2 separate regions of the Homo sapiens genome follow, and region 2 is linked to region 1. Evidence: chromatin loops called from intact Hi-C (ENCODE). Cell type or tissue: sigmoid colon. All regions are shown on one strand. Links, peaks and the distances in the headings refer to the core of each region. The heading gives the core; the rest is flanking DNA.

What was found. Hi-C counts contacts between places; a loop is a spot of excess contacts. Peaks named below come from ENCODE experiments on the same cell type or tissue, not always from the same donor. Only the 100,000 strongest peaks of a DNase experiment are listed, where the experiment ranks them.
Region 2: a loop joins it to region 1, with 3 times the contacts of the local background. A loop is called at or near these places in 1 of 110 quality-filtered maps.

The regions. Positions count from the first base shown.
Region 1 is chr12:115,207,331-115,211,725 of GRCh38, reverse strand. No RefSeq gene overlaps it. Among named protein-coding and RNA genes, the nearest start is that of TBX3, 530 kb to the right of the region's middle. In sigmoid colon, for the core only: no CTCF peak of the experiment used is centred there; a DNase peak (open chromatin) is centred at 2,335.
Region 2 is chr12:115,133,851-115,138,245 of GRCh38, reverse strand. No RefSeq gene overlaps it. Among named protein-coding and RNA genes, the nearest start is that of TBX3, 450 kb to the right of the region's middle. In sigmoid colon, for the core only: no CTCF peak of the experiment used is centred there; a DNase peak (open chromatin) is centred at 2,255; H3K27ac peaks cover 287 bases.

The sequences.
Region 1 (4,395 bases), core at 241-4,240:
AGAGAGAGGAGACTAAGGTCTGGAGAAAAGTCAGCGGATGTGAAGATCAGGTGGTCTGGGGAAACCACATCTGAGAAAGGCAGAGGGGGTGAGAGGAGCATGTGGAGGCCAACAAAATGAAACATGGAGTCCTCTTTGAAGACACTTATCAGTAAACAGGAGGAACATGCCACTGGCATTTTCATTTTGCAGGTGAAAAAACTGAGGCTTACGGGCTTAAATATCAAGCCCCAAATCCCTCTTTGAATTAAGTGGTTGAGCGCAATTCATCCATCACACCTTCCATATTGCCTCAAATTCTTCAGCTGCTTTTCTTTTAAAGGGAGGGGCTTAGAGGCCCAGAGCTACAGAGTCTCAGGTGGGAAAGATGCAGCGGGGTGCACACTGGGAGAGGGTGCGGATACAGAGCATGCTGCTGCTGACTTCGCCGTTTTGCCCTGCAGACCTTGATAAATCTACAGGCTGTCCCAGGCTTGCAGCCACTGGCCTCTGCTTAACAGGCCCCAAATGCCAAGCCCTCCTCCCTCTCAGATATTTATTGGCAAAACTTGCTCTGGGGACAGCCTTTGTCCTGCCCCTCCCCTGTCTGGGACTGTAGCCCCTGTCCTGCAGCCTCCTTCTTGGCTCTGTGTCTATTGGATTTCTTTTAAAACAGCACACAAGCCCAGAACTCTGAAGCTGAAGATCCCTGGAAATCTGGCAGGTGTTTGGGAACAGCGTGGGCCTCAGCAAGTTCTTCTTGGAGCAGTGTCTACTCCTGCCTCTACTTCTTGGTCAAGATTGCAGCTCAGAGTAGAGCCCTGGTTTCTGACATGGTCACAGATGACTGAGGGAGCTCGTCCAGCAGCCTTTGTTTATTTGAGGTTCTGTTCTGGAAGGGATTGGCTTCCTGAGCAAAGAGGTGGTGGTAACTGAGAGTATTAAGACCATAACAATGGCCAACATACGGAACAGAGCAAAGAAGGTACAACAGTAGGAAGATAATGTATGCACAATATCTGGCATGCAGTAGGCAATGAGTAAGTGTTTGCTGGTTGAATGAACAAAGGAAGGAGAGATTAAAGGAAAAAGGAAGGAAGAGAAGAAAGGAAGGAAAATATGAGGGAAGGAAGAACAGAGGAAGGGAGAGAGAGAAATGCTCTGACTGTAGATCAGGATACCTGGGTTTGTATCTGTATTAGTCCATTCTCACACTGCTAATAAAGACATACCTGAGACTGGGTAATTTACAAAGGAAAGAGGTTTAATTGACTCACAGTTCTGCATAGCTGGGGAGGTCTCAGGAAACTTACAATCATAGCGGAAGGGGAAGCAGAACATCCTTCTTCACATGGCGGCAGCAAGTAGAAGTGCCGAGCAAAAGCGGGGAAGCCCCTTATAAAACCAATAGATCTCGTGAGAGCTCACTATCATGAGAACAGCATGATGGTAGCCACCCCCATGATTAAATTACCTTCCTCTGGGTTCCTCCTATGACATGTGCTATTATGGGAACGACAATTCAAGATGAGACTTGGGTGTGGACACAGCCAAACTATATCAGTATCCCAGTTTTCTTACCCAGTAGGTATGTTTGTTGAACCTCAGAGTCTAATAATTACTTTCAGAATCTGATAAATGGGGTTAAGAAAACATAGCCCTTAAAGATTCAGGAGTACTTAATAAATAGGAAAGTCTTAAAAATAATTAATCACCATATACTAGCAAAGTATAGGCTCTGGATCCTGACTGCCTTGAATTGAATCTTGGATCTGCCATGTATTAGCTGCGTGACTTTGAGCTAGTTGAATAACCTCTCTGTGCCTCAATCTTTTCATCTGTAAAATGGAAATAATAAGCATGTCTTTCTCCTAGGGTTGCCGTGGAGGTTATCTAATACTTGTGTAGTGTTTAGAATAGAGGCTGGCACAAAGTCAGGGCTTAACAAATGTTAGCTATGTTATTATCAGAAAGGGGAAGTCACTTGTTCAAAGCCACACAGAAGTAACTGGCAGAGGCAACCCAAGTCTGTCTGATCCCTAAAGCCCCACTTTTAAGCACAGGTGATGCAACAGAGATAGAAAGAGTCCCTTCCTTTGTCCGCCTTCTTTTGCTCTCTTGTTAACTCCAGGCACGGGTGCCTCAATATGCTATGTCCCTGGTCAGGGCTGGGAAGCTTGCCGTCGCTCTGTTCCCAGCCAAGGCATGCTCTCTCTTCAGTTTCCATTCTTGAAATGGGCCAGAGCCTCTACATAGGGAAGAAAGAAGGTCTGCAGGCAGGCTTGGCCACCCAGCTACGCACAGCTCTGTGGGATTCCTTTCTTTCTGCTTTCCTCTGCATGTCAGCATGACAGAGACCAGCCCAGGCCTGGTGTGCCTGGACACTGTCTGTCCCAGTCTTGCCCAGAACGCCCCACAGGGCAGTCCTCCAATGCTGGAGGCAGACACCACAAGCAATAAACGAATGGGCTGACCACCGCTGGGCAGCTGAGAATAATAATAACAGTAACGAATTGCATTGTTTACTGCGCGTTAGGAACAGGGCTGCACTCTTTACAAATAGGACCCTGTTTAATCTTCACTTCATCCCAGTGCAGCCTTTCTTATTAGTTTCCTTTTTACAGATAAGGAAACTGAGGCTCACAGAGGTCAAACTCTTTGTCCCAAATCACACAGTTTTAAGGAGAAGAGCCAGGATTCAAAGGCAATTCTGTTTGGTTCCGAAGTCTGGTTGTTATTCTCTATGGTACAAAGCCTTACCTGTTTGGCTGCCATGAATACTTTTTTCTTCCTGTTTTATGCAATTGGTCCAATACCAAAGGCCAGCTGAGAAATTAGTGATTCCTCATCACAGCCAGTGACAGAGCACCTAGGCCATCTGGCCCTGCCTCTCCCTCACCCTGGTGTGTAAGGCTCAATATGATGAATGCAAATACATGCAAATCATATGCAGAGCTGTCTGTCCCATTTTCTGAATTCCAAAGGGGCCCTCCAGAAAACTCTAGATCAGTATTTCCTAAATTTTAGGTATTTAAATACCATTTATCAATTCATAAAATCTGCATGACTACTTACTAACATTTTTTCTTTAAACCCAACTTATTTTCTTTACCAAAATACATTCACCCCAAAAGAAGAAAACTGAAGTCACCAACATAAATAGAAAACCATTACCACTGACCACAAATAGAAATGAAACCTACCAATAAATGTAATGAAAACCTTACAATGGTACTAGTAATCTCAGCTTGGTATTGTGGCCTTCCTGAAACTTTCAGGAGGATATTCTCTCTCTCTCTCTGGCAAAGGAGGGAGTAAGCATTAACTACCACAAATTTAGCCATTGAAAACGAAATATTATATTACAGACCCGTAGGTCAGAAGTTTCGGCACGGCTGGTCTCTGTTCACTTCTGAAGGCCCTTGGGTTACAGAGCTGAGGTCTCCATTCCCTTGCTGGTTGTCAGCTGGGGGGCGCTCTTACCTCCAGGAGGCCTCTCTCTGGTCTTCATGCAGGGCCCCCCACCTCTCAGAACCAGCAATAGATCCTTCAGTCCTTGTCATGCTGCCATCTTTCTGGTTCTCTGCAGCAAGGAGAGGTTCTCACGTGACTACATTGGTCTCACATGGATAATCTGGTTTAATCTCCCTCACCTAGGGCCTTGACCTTACTCACACCTGCAAAGCCCCTTTGCCAGGTATGGAATATCTTCACAGGTGTGAGTATCTTTGGGGGCTGTTAATCTGCCTGCCACAGCACATTAGCAGCAAACTGAGATGGCCTTGGTAGAATTACAAAGAGAGAAGAGGGGAGGTGGAGGGAGAAAGAAAGCAAACAATCAGCTCACTGAATGACTCTATATAATTTAAAGTCCTGTCTATGAACCACCTAAAATCATTCCTGGAAAATTCCTTGCTCTCTCTTACATCTTGCCCTGCCATAATCACAGCTGATAAGCTTTAGATGGCCTCAGTGGAAGGCATTATTTCCTTATCCTGGTCTCCAGGTCTGGGTCTGGCCAGGCATTGAGCCTCCATCTAAAACAGGAAGGAAGCAATGAAATGTCTCAGAAAGACTCCCCAAGAAGTTCTCTTCTTCCTTCTGGGCTGCCTGAAGATCCCACAAAACTCTCTAAGCTCAGAGTTGGCCCTTCCAGGTTTACTTCCTGCCTGAGAGCAAAGGAGCCCCCTCCAGCACTCTGCACGCTGCCATGTGCCATTCAGCCATGATCCGTGCAGGCATTAACAGCAGGCCTGGGGAAGACAAGACGTGTGTGCAGAAAGCATTGGGTGGCTGGCTTCTTTCTCTAACAGGCCTGGTCTCTCGCCCTTTGCTAATTACTTTGATCCTTTGCACTTTGTAAAAAAGCCCCACAACACCAATTGGTCCCCTCTGGCTTTAACCTTGCAACCCAGT
Region 2 (4,395 bases), core at 142-4,141, 73 kb after region 1:
CTAAAATCCCCGACCCATCCCACTGAGCCAAATGAGAATTCTAGAAAATGTTTTACAATGATAGGAGCTGATTGAACAAGCATGTATTGGATGGCTATTGCTTTTATCCTCTCGAATCCACTTTCCTTTCTTTGGGTAAAACCCCGCAGTGTTCCCTTTGAACTATCACCCTTCCCCTATTCTCAAGCCATATGGGAAATGTCAGCTGATTATCGCCTTTGGCGCTGAGAATGGGCACATGACAATTCTGACCAATCAGAGCATGCCATTTTTTTCTGGTTAGTGATTGGCTCAGGAATGAACATGTGACTTGAATTCACGCAATGAGAGTCACTTCTCAGAGGTCTGGGAGAATTATGAGTAAAGTGACTTTCTTTGTCCAGCCAAGACTGATAACCTAGAAAGATATAAACCTGGAGCTTATATGCAGCCATCTTGGCCAGTTTCAGAATGAAGCCAACTAAGAGGAAATAGAGCTGATCGAAGGATAACTATAGGTTCTGACAATATGGTTTAAGTGCCTGAGTGCAGTCATGACTAAAGCTAATTATATTTCTCCAATATTCTTCTTAAGTTTACATGAGAAATAAACTCCTTCAAAAAATGTTTACATGACTTTGAATAGGAATTTGTTTTTTTGTTGGCAACCAAAGAATAAGTGGCCAAATAGTAGGAATGTGAGTACAAACTGCTGTATATTTCCTCAGCCACCACCTTTAGCAGGGAAGAGATTTTAGGCGCCAGGATACCTTGATTCTTGTCCCAGTTCTGCGGTGCTGACGATGCGACTCTGGGCATATAGCTTATTCACACTGTGCTTCAGTTGCTTTTTCTGTCAAATAGTAAAACCTGGGTAACTTGATGAATGGCTCAGAGATGATGCCTTAATCATTTGGTTCTGAGAGATAGAAACCCACTCTAACTCAAGTAAGAAGACATTTATTGCAAAGGTCTAGAAAGCTCTCAAATCGCTTGAAGGAGGAAATATATTTGAGCCTTACAAGGGCCTGGCATTCCCTCGATCTTTTCTTTTGGGTGTTCTGGGAGTCTCCTATCCACTTTTTTTGTTTTTTTTCAGTGTCTCCTGTTTTCTTTTCTTTCTTTGTAGATGAGTATTATTTGCCCTATTAAAAATCTCCCCAGACTTGGCAGTGCTAGTCTCAGCATTAGGTGGTTCAAACCTTAGCAGTGCCCAGTCATTATCTCAGAATCTCTCATTCCAAATTCCCAGGGCAAAGAAATTGAATTGGCTTAGCCTGGGCCAGGAATCCAACATGTGGTCACAGAGGAAAGGTATGGCAGCCCCCTCTGGGACTGCAGAGGGACAAATTTTCCAAGGGAAGATTAGGTAAGAAAGAACCTCACACAATTCATTACACACAGTAGGTGCTCAATAAACATTACTATTTATTCTTACGTTTTCCTCTTCTTCATTTTACAACTCCTTCATTCTTTTATTTTTCTCCTCACCATACCCTTCCTCCTCCTTTTCTTCTTCCTCCTCCTCCTTCCCTTGCTCCTTCTTCTTCATCTTAATATTATCAATGGTATTTGTATTACTATTAGCATAACTTTCATTTCTCAAAATCTCTTCCTTAATTTTGAATGTGAAGAAATGAGAAAATAATTCGATTTCTAAGCATAAGTTTTAGAAAAGATCCTCTTTGATTCTTAATTCCATCTTTAAAATGAAGCTAATGATAACTGACCCCTCATGTTATGGAGCAGTTGGGAGAGCAGAACACAATAATGAATTTCAAAGAGTTTTGTCAATGTGAGCATTGTCGTTACTGAGAATGTCCCTCTCTGTGCCCCATCCTCTTGAAATTGCTAATAACAATATAGTATTCAGTCTGTGTTTTTCTAGTACCCACAAAAATAAGTGCCATCTTAAGACTAACTAATTTCTCCAAAAAACAATGCAGACCTCCCTTTTTTTAAACAAGATATTTTTCTCCAGTGGATTTAATTAGATCATGGTTCAGTGGACCCCAATAAGTGCCCTTGAAGACTTTGCTCTTGTCCCTTTGAAATGGCACAGTCTATAAAAACCAAAACAGAGACGTGCTCCTTATTACACTATTATTTAATCTGGATTCTCTCCAGCCTGAGCCCTTCCAGACAACAGCAGCTTCCAGTGGAGTGGGTGATGGGAGGCCGGCCTCAGAATAAACACCATGTGATTCCTGGAATTTGGAGGCTGTCTCTTTCCACTGCCCTTGCACTCTCTTCGTCGGCAGATCCTGGGTGCCGGGCAGCTTTATTACATCCTGGCGTGACCGAGGCAGCCACTTAGCTTGTCAACAGCCAGCAGCCAAGAGAGGAGTCTTCCATCAGTGCCTGACGCTTGGCCAAGTCCCCCATTGGCTGCAATGGGCCACATCCTTAGTGAGAACAGAACCTGAACAATTGGGCTTTTGTGCTGATGGTGACCTGGGTGCTGCCTGATCTGGATTAGACCGGCTAGAGCACAGGAGATGGGTGAAATGTGCTCATGTTCAGGACCCCTGTGCCAAGGGCTTTTTTAAGGAGGAAGTGTAGAGTCAGACAGACTGGGTTTGAGTGTTGTGTGACCTTGCAGCTGCCCTTACCAAGATATTGTTTTCTTTTTTGAAAAATGGACATAATATCTACTTCTCAGATTTTTCTCTAGATTATGTACAATAATGTATTTAAGCATCTGGTAGAAACCTGGGCCATATCACCAATTCAAAAATCAATAGCTGTTATTCCTATGTGTGAACTTGAGATTATAGGCAGGGCAGTAGATCCAACCCCACTTTTTTGTTTCAACGCAGTTAGAGTTTTGAACTGCACACATTAAGTATGCATATGCCAAACAAATTTAGCCAAAAGGTACTTTTAACATTTTTTAAAATTTAGAAATAGAACCTACAAATAGAAAATATGCATAAATGATCAATTTAATGATTAAATCAAGTGTGCATGCAACTATCACCTAGGTCAAGGAAAAAAAATATTACCAGCACCCAGAAGCCTTCCATGTCACTTCCCAATTACATCCACCTACATTCAACCTAGAGATGACCCCTACTATGACTTTTATGATAATTATCTTCCAGGCTTTCCTAATAAATTTTGCCACCTATCTATGTACCAATTAACAATGTAGTGTACAGTTGCATAGATTTAAACTTCATAAAATGAATCATACAGTGTGTATTATTTCTGTCTTTTTTAATCATTGTGATGTTTGAAAGATTGATCAATGCTCTCACATGTAGCTGTAGTTCATTCATTTTCATTGCTGGAGAATAGTCCACTACTCAGAACTGTGTCTTTGAAACAGTTATAAAGCAGCCTGCTAACTCCTGTGTGGTGCAGAGCCTTCGAAGATGGTCACCATGCGTTCCTCCCCATCTGTACATGCGTGCTGTCCCACTGCAATGGTGGACTCTGCCCTCCTCTCCTTGACCCCAGGATGGCCTGGTGACTTGCCTTGGCCTACACAATGTGAGAAAATGACCTTCTAAGATTTCTGGATCCGGGGCTTAATATGATTAGCAGTTTCTGCCTCTTTGAAGGCAGCATCATTTAAGAAGTTCAGTGACCTCAAGCTCACCATTCTGTGATATAAAGCCCAGGGTATCTATGAGAAAGGCCATGTGGGGAGAGAGAGCAATGCTCAAGTAGGCCCCACCTGTTCCAGCCTTCCCACCCACAGCACTGGTCATGAGAGTTTCCACATACACTTTGGACATTCCAGTCTCAGCAGTTGCCATGCTGAACAGAAGAACTGCCCATCTGAGCCCAGCCCAGCTTGCAGAACTGTGAGAAAGAATAAGTTGTAATTAATGTTTTTTCGATTGACAAATAATAATTGTACATATTCATGGGGTACATAGCATATTTCTCATCTTTTTCTGATTGACAAATTTTCTTTTTCTGGAAAATGGACATAATACCTACTTCTCAGATTTTTCTCTAGATTATGTACAATAATGTATTAAAGCATCTGGTAAAAGCCTGGGACATATCACCAATTCAAAAATCAATAGCTATTATTCCTCTGAGTGAACTTGAGATTATAGGCAGGGCGATAAATCCAACCCCTCCTTTCTGTTTCAACAGAAAATTATTTGATCAATTTTCTGATCAAAATTTTTTTGATTGACAATAATTGTACATATTCATCCTCATCTCAAACATTTATAATTTATTTGAGTTGGGAACATTCAATATCCTCTTTTCTAGCTATTTGAAATTATCTAATACTGTTACTAACTATAGTCATCCTTACCGTGCTTTAGAGCATTAGAACTTCTTCCTATCTAGCTGTGATTTTGTACCCTTTAACAAATCTCTCCAATATCCCTCCTTTCTTCCTACTTTTACCAGCCCCTAGTATCCTGTAGTCTACTTTTACTTCTATGA